Linked DNA regions of Mus musculus: region 2 is linked to region 1. Evidence: chromatin loops called from intact Hi-C (ENCODE). Cell type or tissue: left cerebral cortex. All regions are shown on one strand. Each heading gives the region's core, and the rest is flanking DNA. Links, peaks and the distances in the headings are about the cores only.

Region 1 (8,216 bases), core at 1,218-6,217:
AGCTCAGGACCTGTTACTTATCCTCACGACTGGAAACTGTTCTCCATGGTGCCTCTACTCTCTGCCACCCATCAAGCCTGTGTCTTTCCAGCTGCACCTGTGTCTGAGCTAAGCAATGGGCCAGCTATCTGTCCTGGGTGATTCAACCCCTACTTGACAGCAAGATCTAAATACGAGAGACTTGCATCCCTGCTCTCTCAAGATGGCAGCCTTGCCAGATAATAGCACACTGTTAGCAGAACTTTCTTTATATCAAAGTAGCTGGCATTGTTTTAAAAGACTACTTTTTATTTCGTGAACAATATTTATCAAGTAGGGGATACACACACACACTAAGGAGGAAAGATTAGTATTCTTTAAGGGCATGCCCCTCAGGAAGGTCAACCATAGTTGAGGGAATAGGCCCACATCCAAAAGTGTAGGGGCAGCACAGATTAGACACGATGGATTATTAAAATGGAAAGAAAAGTGAACAAGAAATTGGGAGGAGGTGGGGAGTAGGGGTTTGATCTTGGAGGAGTTAGCAGAGGTTTTATGGGTGAATATGATCAAAATACATTGCATGCATATATGAAATTATCAAAGAAGTAATAAAATATTATTCTAAATGTTTAATAAATAAATACCAAAGTATTGAGTTCAATGGTGAAAACATTGGTCAGCATTTTGGAGAGAATTGATATTAACATTGTCTCAGGCTTCACAAGCTTATCTCTAATCATCATCCATCCTAAAGTTAATGTAGGGTGGGAGTGTTATATAACTGAAAAGGAAGAAAAAGCTGGGCATGGTGTCCCATGTCAGTAATCACAGCACGTGGAAGGTGGTGACTGAAATGTCAGGAGTTCAAAGCCAGCTTGAGCTACAAAGTGAGTTTGAGGTCATCCTGAGCTACATCAATCCCTGTCTCAAGAAGAAGGGGTTATAAGATATCATGAGAACATAGAAGATTCTTTAAGTGTCAAATTAAAAAACATGCCACGCGGGCTGGGAGAGATGGCTCAGCGGTTAAGAGCACTGACTGCTCTTCCGAAGGTCCTGAATTCAAATCCCAGCAACCACATGGTGGCTCACAACCATCTGTAATGAGATCTGACGCCCTCTTCTTGTGTGTCTGAAGATAGCTACAGTGTACTTACATATAACAATAAATAAATCTTTAAAACAAACAAACAAACAAGCAAACATGTCATGCAGGTGAACTCAGAAGAAAGCCTGACTACTCTCAGCTGGGAGGTAAATTTAATACCACATAATGTTGGTGCTGCTGAGATTCCCTCATCTAAAGATGTTTGATTATTTCTTGGGATCTTGGAGCCAGTGACAAAGCCAGCATGCCTTTATGCTCCATTTGCTTATTCCAAGCCTTTCTCACTTGCCTATCCCATCACACCCCACTACCTGGAGCTACCTGGAGCTGCCTGGAGCTGCCTGGAGCTGCCTGGAGCCGCCTGGAGCAAGTGGAAACAAATTATCTGCTGTTCTATATTCAAAAGATCAAGACAAACACAGCAGCAGGCTTCTGACCTCAGGGAGTTTACACTCTAGCTGAAGAGGAAGTTGCACATACATTCCTTTAATCTGGGCTCAGTTAACCTTGGGAAATAGACTGAGATGCACTGGGTGGATATGTAACCCATTCTAAACATGGAAGCTTCAGCAGGAGGGTGAGCATCCAATATGATCCAAACAGGGAGGGAGGACAGAAGTGGGAGGGAGGCAGGGAAACAGGGAGGGAGAGAAGGAAAGAAGGAAGGACACTTGCAGAGTGGGCCTTCCCAGTCAGTCTTAGAGGGTGGATCCAGTACCAAGGAGAACTTGTCTTCATAAAACTCAACCTGCTTCTTGACTCAGCATTTCAAGGTGAGGAGACAGGTGATCGAGAACAAGGGAAAGGAAACTTTCCCTTCTTCTTCCCCAGGCTCCAAGTCTCCCATCATTAGGGGAATACTGATGTTCCTGCAAAACCAGAGTGACACTCTGACTTTCCAGAATACTCAGATGTATCTAGCCACTGTTCAAACCCATACTGCACAGGGGGACCCAGATCACCCTACAGGCTGCCACACAGAGGCCACACAGAGGTCTTCAGCCTCTGTACTGACAAGCCTTGGAGACCAAATTTTGTTCTTATTTTCTCTGGAGCACAGATATAGAAATGCCCTTCTGAAGCTGCCAGAATGAAAACTGGCAAGTGACAGAGTTGAGGGACACTGAGGACAGTCAAAAGGGCAGGGCAGGGACAAGCCCATGCTTCTGAAGTTTCTTAGGCAAGGTGTGATTGTCCAAGCTTGCTGGGAAGCTAAACTGAGTTTGAGGGCAGCCTGGGCTACAGAGAAGATCCTGTTGGAGAGTCTTTAGGTATCAGTCTCTGGAATGTCCTTTCTATAAACAAAATGCCTCCATATTGTAAAGAGAATCTGGTGGGAGGGAAGGAGGCAGCAAGGGAGGGAGGAAGATTAAGCACTTTGCCAGGGCTTGTAGCCTGTATTCTGTTTAAACCCTAAGAAGCCAGTGCTGAATTCAAGACTGGTTCCTAAGGTCTCTAGATAAACTGCATCCCTATAGAGCTGCACCTTTGACTTCTGTGCAGTGAAGTAAAACCACAGCCCAGGAATTTGTTGGGTGAAACAGGAGCAGGTGATTCCCTAATGGAGCAGAATATAAGACACCCCCTCGCTGCTGCTGCTGCTGCTGCTGCTGCTGCTGCTGCTGCTACTGCTGGCCTCATCATCCTGGTCAATTCAGGAACGACACAGGGACCTCTTACCACAGAGAAATGATTCGACTTTTCCTTGTATAATGAGGATCATGCTTTTTTACTTCTTTCCCTTGCTGCTAGGAAGCTCAGAGGCAAATTTCAAGTTCTCCTTTAATAAACTGTGTGTTGTCCCACATGCACACCAGAGCTCTTGTTTTCTTCTCATCTTGGCTCTGGATTCTGATTTCAATTTTATGCAGCCTTAAGTTTTTACACAGCATTTACATGCTTGTTGTAAGTACTCTCACAAAGCATCCCCAAACCTTAGCAGACTAAAGTAAAGCATGCGTGACATTAAAAAAAAAATAATAATTTACCTGGGATGAGCTTTCATCTGTTGTACCCATGCAGATTCTTTAGTGCTTTGAATTCTATTGCTTTAAAAAAAAACTGAAGAAAAATCAAGACACCATCTGGCTGTCTTTAGAAAGACAGAGGTAGTTTAGGTCTTTGATCTGCTCTGCACATGGGCTGAGAGAGGGAGAGAGGACCAATCTCCCTGACACAGACAATCGTTCGCTTTATTAAACAAGTGTCTTGTATTACACACAGAGAGCATGCATTATGTGGATGCTCTCGGGGAAGTCAGAATGGAAAGTAGATATTGAGGGTAAGGAGACTCAGGTTTGAAACATTCACGTCCCAGCTGTTTCTAATAAAGTCCTCTAAATGCGAGCGTATTTCCACAACATACACTAATGCAACTGTAACTGCCCCGAGATGGTTTATTCTTAAAAAAAAAAAAGCATACATATTATCAGGAATAATTGTGCAATGGAGAGTCCATAGGAACTGCAGGTTACCGCCCTGGAGACAGGTCACTTTACACTTGTCTTAGTTGTTATCATGCAGGACCTAGACAGTTTTTCACTGTTGACCTAGTAATAAAGTCCTGACTATAGAAAAAGAAGAAAAAGGGTGGGGGAGATAGAGAACCTCACTACTGGGAAAACCAAAAAGGTCATTGGGGGGTTGCAAATGAAAATGAAGGTGTGGCAAAGGGCTCTCTCCAGCTTACTGTGTGGGGAAGTGGGAACTTCACTGGGAAAGATCCCTCAGCTGGAGGGGACTGGGTCTTGGTCAGGCTCAGTTAATCCTGAGGTTAGCCTTCACACCAGGGTTAGGAATCCTTGTTAACATTTGTCCAGGTTCCCCCTCAGGTTGCCTTTTTCATTTCCCACCGTCTTCCTCTGCCCATGTGGAGGCTTCCATTTCAACAATGGCTTTTACATTTCTGTAAAAAAAAAGGGGGGGGATAGATATGGGGGTATTATCTTAATGGAGGTCAGGTAGAATAGTGAAAGGGCAGGCCCTTCTCTGTCCTGAGAACTAGGGGCCTTCTCCATCCTAACAAAAGGCATCCATCTACAGAGCTTCCCTTGCAGCGGGGCTTGGATTTCTGGGGCGTCCTAGGGCTGCAGCGGCTGCGAGGTGAAGGGTTCTGATTGCCACCCAGAATTGGACACAGGTACAGCCTGGGTCTGCAGGGAGTCCCAGGTAAAACTGCTCCCTTAACAGTCGGGCTTATGGCTATGCCACCAACGGTCCCCAGAGGGCGCCCTGGGCCCGGACCCTGCTTTCAGGCCAGGCCCGCGAGCTGCCAGCAATGGGAATAGTAGGGGACTCCAGCGAGAAGAGGCCACTGCTGCCCCAGGCCAAGGAGGGTGGGAAACAGCCACCCAGCAGAATAGTTGACAGACTTTCTGCCACCACTTCCTTACCTCCCTACCCCCCACCTGGATATATTGTCTCATCACCGCCCAACCCGCCAGCCAGGCTGGGATTATTATTCAGCCTGATGCAGGGGTTGTGGCTGGAATGCCTTTGGGTCTTGCCATAAACACTTGCCTAAATCGTGAAGCACGCGAAGGACAGGGCACCATTCCCTCCCGCCATCCAGAAACGCTCTGGATTCCTTGCTTTGTGCTAAGGCCCACAGGCCAAGGTGTTACTGCTTGTGTCAGGCCGAGCGGCGGCGTGAAGCAGGCGAGGGCAACGGCACTAAATGCCTATGCCGGTCCGGAGCTGCCTAGCTAGGGCCAAGCTCTTCCGTTTTAGTCTCAGACCTCCGCGGATGAAGCTGTGGACATGCAGCACTAGAGAGCAGCCCGCTCACCAGTGCCCGTGTCGCCAGGCCCGACCACTGGGACACTTCTCTTACAGGTTGAGTTTTCAACTCAGTATTTTGAACCAATTTTTCATTTTTAGGGAATTCTTAGTTCAAATGTGCAAAAGGCTCAACAAGTCCTCCTTTTACCCCTGCACTGCGTTTCTTTTCCCGCTTTCCCGAGGTCACTGAGGTTGACCTAGAATTCGCAACTGACTGCACGCCAGCCAAGGCTCTGTTTACTAAGTCACCGTCACCTCTTAGCGTAAGGGACGCGCTTCTCCGGATCCAGATCTTCCTGATGGTTTTGCCCTGCGCTGTTAGCTGTGCGCCCTTGCCATTGGGCTAGGGAAGCGCCGACCCGTTCGGAAGTGTAACGCAGGGCTGGCTTTGGAGCTCCGTGGACAGACGGGCGCTAGTGACAGACCCCAGAAGGAGGAAGCCTATACCCACCGAGCACACTGTACGCCGGGCGCCGAGATGGCCGCGACCCCCTGCGGCCTCCAAGAGCCACGGGGTCCTCTCGGGCTCCGGGGCCCGGCTCTCGAACAGGTGCGCGGTTCAAGGCCAGGGGGCGGGACCACCCTCTGTCCCAGCGGGTCAAACACCCAGAGGCCAGAGGTCAGCTTCCAGCTCTGGGAGAAGGGGTGCGGGCTAAGTGGAAGTCTGGCTGTTGGATTGGGAAGTGTGCTTTGAGGAGTGGAGGCTCCAGCAGGCAGCTCAGGGATTGGCCGCACCGAGCTCAGCTCCCCAGAAGGCCTCCCCCGGCTTTGCAAAAAGGGCTTACTGGAAAGAGCAGAAAAGAATTTGCCTTTCACGGGACAAGGCCAGCAGAGGGATGGGTGGAGAACTTCGGCTTGCATTCCTTCAACACTTCCCTCTCCTCTCCCTTTCGAGCCCCTTTTCGGTTTTACACACAACACCTGGGAGAACTGTTAATGGCGAATTAGTTAGGGGTCGCTTAGGCGTGGCCAGGAGTTTCTTCCCTCCCGGCCCCCGCGCATCACGCCCCTTCCACGGATGACTTGAACTCTGCATCCCGTCTGTCCGATCCCTATTTGGGCCGCGGCTTCCGAGCCGCGCTCACCGCCTAGGCGCGCCTAGGCGCGGCTGCAAGTGGGCGCACCACACGCACCGTGATTTATGAACCAGAGGCTCACGAGAACCCGACGCTTCGGCTGGGTTAATTTTTGTCATTGTTCCTCATCAGGTTGAGATAGTTTGAAGTTTGAGGCGGGTTTTATTTATCACCCCGCACATTTGAAATACAGTCGGACATAAAAATAACTGACTCTGGAACTCTGGCGCAATATTGGAACCGTCGGGGAATAATTTGGCTAACTGACTTGGACATTTCACCTTCTAAACAGAAATGCAGCTCTCAGTCAAACTGTAAATCAGAATGTCTTCAGCAGTGGTGGGAGTGGGGGGAGGGAGGGGAGGCACCAATACCAGAAAGAATGGAAACCGAGATGAAGAAATGAAAGGAAATGCAGATATTGACCCAAGCAACTCAGACTTCAGAAAGCCGGGCTGAATTTTTAATTTCAGGTGTGGAACCTCATCGGAAATTTGAATTCTTAAATGTTTTTCCTGGAAGATCGGTCTCCAGAGTTTTAGGATGCCCCAATCAGACTTTCAAAAAAATCTTTTTGTCCGCTTTGTATCAATACCAAGCAATAAATGATAGTTTAAAAAGCAAACCAGCAGAGTACCCAATTAAGCTCACTCTGGGTCTAAATTGAGGTCCTTTTTTAGAGTTGTAATTATAAACGGAAACAAAGAGGCAGGGCGTGGCCTGAGTTATGATTGAGCGGGATCATACGGAAGCGACTTAAATTTTGATAAGGAGAAATTTCTCTTGCGATTCCCTTACTCCCAACTTGCACTGGATCTTGGGACCGGAATCTGAGAGCCTTTTCCGCGCCTCAGGGGCTCCTCTCTCCTTCTATCTGCAAGTCCTCAACATTAAATGCTCAATTTCTTACCGCCACTTAGCATGGAGTGATCAAAAGCCTCCTCAAAGCAGGGACTGGAAAAGAACAGAAAATCAGTGCGGGCAGCTACTCAACAACTGATCACAAAGGAGGATGCAAAATACAACCAAATAAAACTTCCCAGAAAGGAAGCATATGTTGTTATTTTTTCATTGCGTCTCCCCCTACCCACTCACCCTCACCCGCGAGGAAATGTCATTGGATCTCCAGCCTGGACATAGAGACCATTCTGAACATTTCTCTTCTACTATGGAGATACAAGCATGGTTTTAATGCCGCTGACCTACAGCAATAGCACCTGTAAACACCCGCTCCACTTTTAAGACATTCAACATGTAAATATTTGTCTAAACTCATTTAAAACCAAAACCATTCTCATAACTCGCTTATGAAATATCTTAAAATAAACTGGAATGAGAAATCCATGACACTTCTTTTAAAAATCCTCACAATTAAATTGAAATTTAAAAGATAACAGAGGCTTCTGGTAGGGGAAAAACACAAAAGATCACTTTAACGGAGCTTTGAACTGTGCTAGAAGATCCCCAGTTAGTAGATGGTACTTAGTGTCTGTTGATAGTATTTACTGTGCAATTTAAATTGTTATTGGAATCGAACCTTATTTCAAAGTTATTAATAAAATAATTGAGATGAAAACACATTTTGATAGGCAAAGGATTGGCAAGAAAATTGATTTTCGTTTCCCTTCACAAGCAAATTGATATTGGTGCAGTTTTGACACTTGCAAGGCTGAATTCTTAATCTGATTTTTAGAACAATATCAATCCCAACCTCACGTTGCTCAAATTCATTTATCTGCTTTAGAACAGGATCGCAAACAATGGCAGCTTCATCTACAGGGCACTTTTTTTTTTTCTGTGTTGTGAGTGAACTCTTGCCAGACCATGACCTGAAGTCCTTTTCAGGATAACCAGCTGAGAAATCAAACAAGATTGTCTTTCCATACATTTATTTTTATTTGTTCGACTTTGCCCTCCTTTACTTCTACTGACTCACAAAGAAAATTTCTTTCTCTTAAAATTTCAAACCACAAATATTTTTTAAAAACATATATCTCAAGACTTAAACGTACAGATGTAATACATACCGTGAACCCTATAAAATGCGTTTACAATGCTGACTTAAAAAAGAAATTTATAACTTTCATATGTACCTTCCTTGTGCAATAGGCGACCACCATATGTTTCCGACTTCCATAATTCAGTTTTCCTGGACATCTGTAGCAGGTAGTGAGTGCTTCTTAAAGTACATTTTGTGTAATTTGAGAAGGAACCATGCTGAAGACTAAAGGTGAATCAAAAAAAAAGTTTATCTTTCTAGAAATGCTAGT
Region 2 (8,216 bases), core at 2,175-7,174, 480 kb before region 1:
CAAGTTTCCTGAGCCATGACCTGTGTTGGGACAGGTTACTCAGTGATACAGTCGCCCTGGAGTCAGAGCGCTCCTGTAAGGAAGGCCAACCAACTGGGGCACATAGGTGTTGTTTGTTCACGACTCTAAAAAGTCACACAATAGCTAGGTAAAGGAAAAGCTCATTTAACCACCTTGAAACAGCCACTAGTAATGGGAGAGCTGGCCAGGTGCCTTTTATTCAGCAAGTAGGCATTAAGCATCTTCTGTCGGCCAATGATGGAAACGCAGAGCGAGCATGGAGATGAAAGAGTGAAAGGCTCAGCAGGTAAGAGAACTGACCTCTTCCAGAGGACCTGGATATAACTCTCAGCACCGGAGTTATAGCTCAGACTGTCTGTAACTCCAAGATCTGGCTCCTTCACACAGACATCCATGCAGGCAAAACACCAATGCTCGTCAAATAAAAATATAAATTACTTAAAAAGGAAAAAAAAAAAAGGAAGGCGAAAAACCTCAAGGTCAGCCCTCCCATGGCTCACAGGTTGCAGACAGCTAGAAGATCCACAGGTATGGGCACAGGAGCCAGAGATGGCGCTAGAAGATCCACAGGTATGGGCACAGGAGCCAGAGATGGCGCTAGAAGATCCACAGGTATGGACACGGGAGCCAGAGATGGCGCCTAATTGTGTAGCCCAGGATGGCAGGTTCACCAGAGAGGCCAACAGCGGCTGTGGGAAGTCTTGCGCGGAGGCTGCCTGTGTATGAGGAGATTGGTTTGTACTTCGTTGGAAATTATTTGATGCCACCAAGCCTGGCCTGAATCATGTGAACCAGTTTGCCTTGGGAGCACGTTGAACGAGCCAGCAAGGAATCTGTCATTAAGATTAGAATATTTGAGTGCAACAGCTTTACAAAACAAATTAACTTAAAAATCCCAAGACTTTTCATAAAGTGTGGATCAGTTCTGTAGAGGGTCTGGGTAAGAAAAAGAAAAAAAAATAGTGACTCTGATCTTTGCCTGAAATTTTTGTTCATCATGATTTTTTTGGCATTAAATTTGATTATTAAAATGTTTATCTTCGTTTTGCTGAGTGAAATTTGCCAGTCACACAAAAACGTCATGTGATTTTTATATATATGGAGGGTGCAGAATAGACAGACCCAGAGGCTCGGAGCAGAAAAGTGGTTTTCAAAGGCTGGAGAGTGAGGGCTGGTGACTTCCTGTTTAATAGGCAGAGCTTTTATTTAGGCTGATGAAAAGTTCTGGAAAAAGATCATGGTGATGATTGCATAAAATTGTGGGTAGCCAATGGGACTGCACTGAACACTTAAAACTGTTGGAAGAATAATACTATAGATAGTATACATATATATGTACTATAAAATGAATTTTATATACTATGTACACACACACACACACACACACACACACACACACACACACACACACACATATATATATATTCTCACAGGAAAATATTACTTATTGTGATTATTGGGTACTTTGGCTTTCCACTAAGTCTTTAGTACTGCATACTGCTCATGCCAGCACCGACACTTTGGTATTAGGTTTAGAGCTGCAAACAGGAAGACCAGACCATGAGGAGGGAGAGGATGGGCTATGGCAGGGGAGACCTGGCAGGAAGGGGCTGGCTGAACTGAGCCCTGGATGGTGGAAGGCACTGTCCGAGCAACAGCAAGCAGGTAGATTCCATGGGTGCACTAGATTATGAGCTCTGTGATGGTTTGAATGAAAATGGTCCCATCGGCTCATAGGGAAGGGGAGTAAGAATTAGGACCTGTGAAGGAAGTGTGTCACTGGGGGTGGGCTTTGAGGTTCCAGAAGCTCAAGCCAGGCACAGTGGCTTGCTCCTCCTGCTGTGTGCCAATCCAGATGTAGAGCTCTTAGCTCCTCTCCAGCGCCACGTCTGCCTGCGTGCCGCCATGCTTCCCACCATGATGATAATGGGCTAAACCTCTGAACTGTAAAAGACAGCTCCAATGAAATGTTTTCCTTTATAAGAGTTGCCATGGTCATGATGTCTCTTCACAGCAATAGACACCTTAACTAAGACAAGCCCCCAAAGGGAAGGCAGGTGAGCAAGAGTTGTGGAAGGAGCAAGTTGAAGCCTGGGGTGAGTTGAGGGATAGGGTGCAGCTTTCAGAAATAAGACTACAAAGGGAGATCAGAACCAGTCCACCAAGGACTTACTTCACCTGCTAGGCAGTAGGGGGACAATGGAGGTGACAAACGTTTCTATAGTTACGTGGTGGGGAGGATAGATGGGAAAGAGGGCCCTAGATCCTAGAAATCTTTTAGGATTGTGGGGTGCACAACACTTAGGAAGAAGTGACGATTCTGGGCAGGAAGCCCAGAGGAGTTGGGTGAGCAGGATTGGAGATGAATAGTTGGGTGTTTAATTAATGGGATTCTACTCATCTGACATAGATCATGAAATTACCTAGAAGGCGGCTCTGGATGAACCTTTAATTGTGCTAAGAGGAGGATGTGTGAATGATGGGGGAATCTTCCAGCATGGCTTCTGCCTGGACACACAGACACACACAGACAAAGACACACACATAGACACACACACAGACACACACACACACACACAGACACACACACACAGACACACACATAGACACACACACAGACACACACACAGACACACATAGACACACACACACAGACACACACACAGACACACAGACACACACACACAGACACACACACAGACACACACACAGACACACACATAGACACACACACAGACACACACAGACACACACACACAGACACACACACAGACACACAGACACACACAGACACACATACACACACAGACACACAGACACACACACACAGACACACACACAGACACACACACAGACACAGACACACAGACACAGACACAGACACAGACACACACACACACACACACACACACACACACACACACACACACAGAGACACACACACTGTATTTAGCCACATATAGGTTGAATTTCCTCAGGAAAGTTTCTTATCTTTTTGGTGCCTCAATTGCTTAATTTGTAACAACGAGTTAATGCTTGTAACTATCTCAAATGATTACTTTGGGACTTAAATAAATCACTATGTGATAAAACCTGGGAACTTTATTAACAGTAAGATCGAAACACTGTTTAAACATAAGAAGTAAATGAAAATATCATGCAAACCACTTTTGTTAATATTTTTAGTGTACAAATTTCACACATATTTATCATTGTATCCTACTTAGATCCATCCCTTTCCAAGGCGCTGCTATTCCTCCCCCTCCCACCAGCTCCCACCTTCCTCACAATGGCTCCCTTTCTGCCTTCAGGTCACTAATAAATGCTCTATATTTCATATATGAATTTTAACTCTACATATAAAAGAAAAGATAATATTTTGTGTTTCTTGCCACAACCATCCTCACTTTTCTTTTACCCTCTTTCTTTAGGTTGCTTCTTCCTCTCATAGCTCCTATCTACTTTTATTTACACACACACACTCACATACACACACATATATACATATACACACAGACACGCATATATATACACACATATATATACACATACACACACACAATATATATATATATATATATATATATATATATATATATATATATATATATATATATATATATATATAGTTCCTGCAGATGAGAGAGAGTGTGATGTTTGTCTAAGTGCAGATCATCTTTCTGAGGCATTGTCAAAGTAGATCAGGATAAAATTCCAGAGATTTTGGTATGGGGGGTCACTGTCAGCCACAGGAGTGTTGATGCTGAGGAAGGTAAGAGTGGTAAGGAGAGGGTGTCCGTATAACATACAACCCCAGTGCTGGCTTCATACATGGCATGATGTTTTAAAAGCATTCAAGGAGGAAGTCAAGAACTCAGTGGATCTGTAATCCCAGCAGGTGGATGAAGTCAAACCTCTGCCTTGTGAATGTCCTTGTGAGCGTCCTTGTGAATGTCCTGTGATCTATCCCTGCTGCTGCTTTCTTACGTCTTCCACAGAAGCAGGCAGCTCATTTTGGTGTTGGAATTTGGTTAGCTCCTGGAAACCATTTATGTAGCTTTGTAATTATTTTGCAGTCAATTAAAAAAAAAAGTCATAAAGACACGTGTACCAAGCGAGCTCACACCTGGTGATGGAGCCCCTCTGACTGACAGTTGCCCGTCACCTTCATGGCCCTGCTGGAGAACTTCTTTCCCTGGCTTTTGAGGGCTGATGACTGTGATCAGAGCTTTAGTGTCAGCTCTAACATCACTTCCCCAGGAAAACGTTACATTTTCCCGGATGCGATATCTCCCATGGCACTGTGTGCTTGTCCTTCGTGACCTTTGCTGTAGTTTGTAATACATCGTTGTAGACTTATTTGTATGTTGTCTATATTCTCCTTTAGACAATAAATTATGTCCAAAGTATTGTTTTTTTTCTTCACACCATCTTTGATGTCTACATGATTCCAAACAACCTAAGTGCTAACTAAACACTTGTTGAACACAGTAAAGTTTTGGTTGAATAACATTCCCTGCCGTCCAGAGGGACTCAGAGAGATCCTTGTAGTAGAAAGTGGTCAGGGTGGTTGAGCTGGATGCCTGTTTTTTTTTTTTTGTCAATATTTATATTCTGTATAGTATATCTTGATGGGTTTGGGATTTCTTCTCGACTCTTAGACTTCAGAACAGCTTACCAACTGGTGTGTAATAGGGGGCTTGCCATCCCAGGTGGCTGTCTTGTCCTACTGTGGTTACCGAGGGATCATCTAAAAGAATGCCCACGGTGCTGGTATATCGTCTATGAGTAGGAGAATTAGAAAGGGTGAAAAGAGTTGACCTCCCTCCCCCTTTTATTCCCTTGGTTTTGCCTCACATAGTGGTGGGGAATAATGCCATGGGGGTGTCGCCAATTCTAATATGGCTGGCTGTATTAAATGCTAGGAATAATAATGGAAGACATTGGAGACTCTCTTTGCTGCAGTGTGTGTTGCTGAGGAAATGAAGAACGTCACATTCAAAATCTCATTTCCCTTTTTAACTACAGGGGATTTCAGCATCAAAAGGCTTCATGCCCAAATTTCCACCTTGTAAAAACTGCAGCCTGTAAATTGAGCCAGCAGGGGGCGCTACGACCCTTCCTAAGAAGTTTCCTTTTTTTTCCCCCTGAAGACACTGGCATCTGGATTGTGGAACCAAAGATATCAAGCTGGATGTTAATGACGCTCAGCCTCAAACCTGAAAAGAGAAAGGTTTATGATAGTGTGATTTACACGCTTTCTTAAAAAGTCACATGAAGCTAGTTTGCTTTAGCAATCTGTTTAGCCCAGGGGTGGGATGGGGAGTAGTCTCCGCTTGGTTTGGGAGAATGGCCTTGGAAAATAAAGCACGTCCAGACATTTGACATATTGATTTAATGTGATGCAAATTCACACAGCACCTCAGGGTCATCTCCGTATTTAGAGGTCATTGACATCTGGCTGGGATTTCTCAGTCAGTGGAGATGCACAAAGACCTGAAGGATGCTTATGATAAACGAGTGAGGGGATCTTTGATAATGTTTCTGTTGTTGAACGGCAAAGTTTGCAGTTCGAATGAGACCTTAGAGAGCTCACAGCCAGCCGACTGCTGAGGGTAGCGAGTACTTTTCCTGTAGCGCTATTGTTGGTTCTACGATGCTGTCTTGGATTTGCTGAACCTCAGCACCACCTGAGGAGAGTTTTGCTGCAATGACCTCCCTATTTCCCCCCCTGTGACTCTGGTCCCACTCAGGGCCGAGTCACGATCACTGAGGTAAATATCATGCCAGTCACCTCCGTGGTGCGATGCTTCTCTGCTTGAGTTGCTGGAATGAAATAATGGGATATGCGAGGACTCTGCCCTTCGCAGTGGGACGGTGGTCCAATTTCTAGCGGTCCATTTGCTGAAGGGCGCAGGGGCTGAGTTTCTAGTTCTTCTGAGAGGACCAGCTTCTGGGGGCAGCTGCTGACGACTCTCTTTGAATGTCTTTTTGCCTTTCGACTGGTGAACGCACTGAAATCACCTTGGAGATGAAAAGGAGCCGCTCTGAGGAGGAGCCTGGAGTGAGGCAGCAGGGGTACCATGGTCATGCCTACTGAGTGCTCCACACGTGAAACCATGGTTTCTGACCACAAGCGTTTCCTGGAAAGCATCACTCTTAGGAACTGTTTCTGTGTCCCTGGGGCTGTCATCTCAAAGTCTGTCACATTCCTGGAGGGAAAAAGTCCACTCCCCTGCTATTTTGTGTTGGTGGAGTGTACATGTTGTTGGAAGTTGGCCCTGCAAACTTTGAGACATGTTCGATTTGCAGTAACTAATTATCAATTCACTGCTGAAAGGAAGAGGGAGGGCTTCCATATTAGATTCCACATATGGCGTCCCTAAGCTATGCACTGTTTCTTTCTTTCTTTTTTTTCCTTGCAAAGAAGAAAATGCGTCAAAGCTCCTGAGTGTCTAGGATTCATCTTCTCTCCTGCCAGTGTCTTAGAAGCTGCAGAGCTGAAAGTGTTCGCTCTGGGCTGACGGAGGGGCCTCAGTTGCCCGAGTCTTGCACCTGTTTTTCAGGCTTGGCCCAGATGAGAACAGGTCCCTGCTGGTTTGGTGTCCAGGACCAGGCAAGACTACAAACATCACTTGCAGGCAGATGTTGGGTTATTTAGAGCAGGGGGACTGGGGCTGTTGAGGAGCTGGTGGGACTCATTAAAGGGGGTTGGGCCAATGCAAATTCAACAGGCCAAGTGGAGTGCTGGCAGGAGAGCTGGCTTTTGAACACTGTGAGACTTCGTGGAGGTCTTTAGAAACAGGGTGACTGGAGGGTTGGTGGGAGGTCTTCCCATAGGCTTGGGTGTGGATTTGATGAACCCTCAAAGTCTTTGCAGCATTCTGATTTTGTGGTCAAGATTAGGCAGACACATGTGGCTGTAGATGAAATAAAACAGGGGTCTAACGGGAAGCTTCATGCTCTGTATCCTTGCCTCCTGCCGGCTTCCAAATGTCTGTTCTGTGCTCCAGGCTCTATCTTACTATGTTTCTGGTTCAGAAGCCAGTAGTACTTAGCCTCTCCACCTAGGCTATACTTTCTTCCTTCATCTAGAAACTTTTTTATTTACTTATTTTTATTCTTTGACAGTTTCATGCATGTCTATAATGAGAAGAGGCTGGGGTAGAGAAATAGTTACTTTGAGTCTCGCTTAAACACTCAGAACAAAGGAGAAAATTTATCAGTTCAGAATCTTACAAATGTAATTACTGTAATTCATTCATTTAACCTCCACCCCCAGTTCCACCAACTTAGTTTATTTTCTGTTAGCACTTAAAATTCATCCCACAAGAAATACCAACCAGCCCCCCAACAAACCCGAAATCCAAGTCTTACAGAGCCTCCCCTCCATGCTCCCCTTGTAGACACGTTTTGCTTGAAACAGGAGGATCTTGCAGTTGATAGACTGTTTGAAGCACCCAAGGTGGGGAGCAGCTAGCTCCCTTTGAAGGCTTTGCAATGTAGTTGCTCCCAAGATGTGAGTTTACGCAGAGAAGAGAGGTGGAATGTTTCTTCCAAGCAAAACACACCCTTGTGTCATTCACCATTACACTCCAGTTCCAAACAAACACCGACCCTGTTCTGACGAGAAGCCAGGGTGGGTGTGAAATACAGCAAGGTCATGGTCTTACAGGACCATGAACATGCCAAGCAGGAACACTATGTTTAGAGGGAGGAGGGAGGGTTGCAGTTGCAAGCCAGTCTTTCTAATTCCTTCTTTGCTGCCAACTTCAGGCAAAGTAAACTTAATGGCTATTCTCCACCATAGGAAAATTGCCTTTGTTGTTCAGATTGCCAATCTAGGATTTCCGTCCTAGATTCTATTTCTTGAAATCCATTGTTTCTTTATTCTGACCTTAAGCACAGCTCTTGAGAGCTTCTGTTGGTGTGTGTGTGTGCGTGATGGTTCGTATATGCGTGGCCCAGTAAGTGACATTTTTAGGAGGTGTGGCCTTGCTGGAGTAGGTGTGTCACTGTGGGTGTGGGCTTAAGACCCTCATTCTAGCTGCCCAGAAGTCAGTATTCTGCTAGCAGCCTCCAGATGAAGATGTAGAACTCTCAGCTCCTCCTGCACCATTCCTACTTGGATACTGCCATGCTCCCACCTTGATGATATTGGACTGAACCTCTGAACCTGTAAGCCAGCCTCAATT

Evidence for each region. Hi-C counts contacts between places; a loop is a spot of excess contacts. Peaks named below come from ENCODE experiments on the same cell type or tissue, not always from the same donor. Only the 100,000 strongest peaks of a DNase experiment are listed, where the experiment ranks them.
Region 2: it touches region 1 in a loop (4-fold over the local background); 14 of 42 quality-filtered maps call a loop at or near these places.

Annotation. Positions count from the first base shown.
Region 1 is chr9:87,736,963-87,745,178 of GRCm38, reverse strand. It overlaps Gm36767 (a long non-coding RNA gene), which reads right to left and starts at 5,795. Exons shown (of 3, transcript XR_379684.3): 1 at 5,322-5,795; 2 at 3,079-3,995. In left cerebral cortex, for the core only: a CTCF peak has its summit at 4,310 (motif pointing right); DNase peaks (open chromatin) are centred at 4,331 and 5,727; H3K4me3 peaks cover 328 bases; H3K27ac peaks cover 697 bases.
Region 2 is chr9:88,219,088-88,227,303 of GRCm38, reverse strand. No RefSeq gene overlaps it. Among named protein-coding and RNA genes, the nearest start is that of Gm28231, 37 kb to the left of the region's middle. In left cerebral cortex, for the core only: a CTCF peak has its summit at 5,125 (motif pointing right); a DNase peak (open chromatin) is centred at 5,135.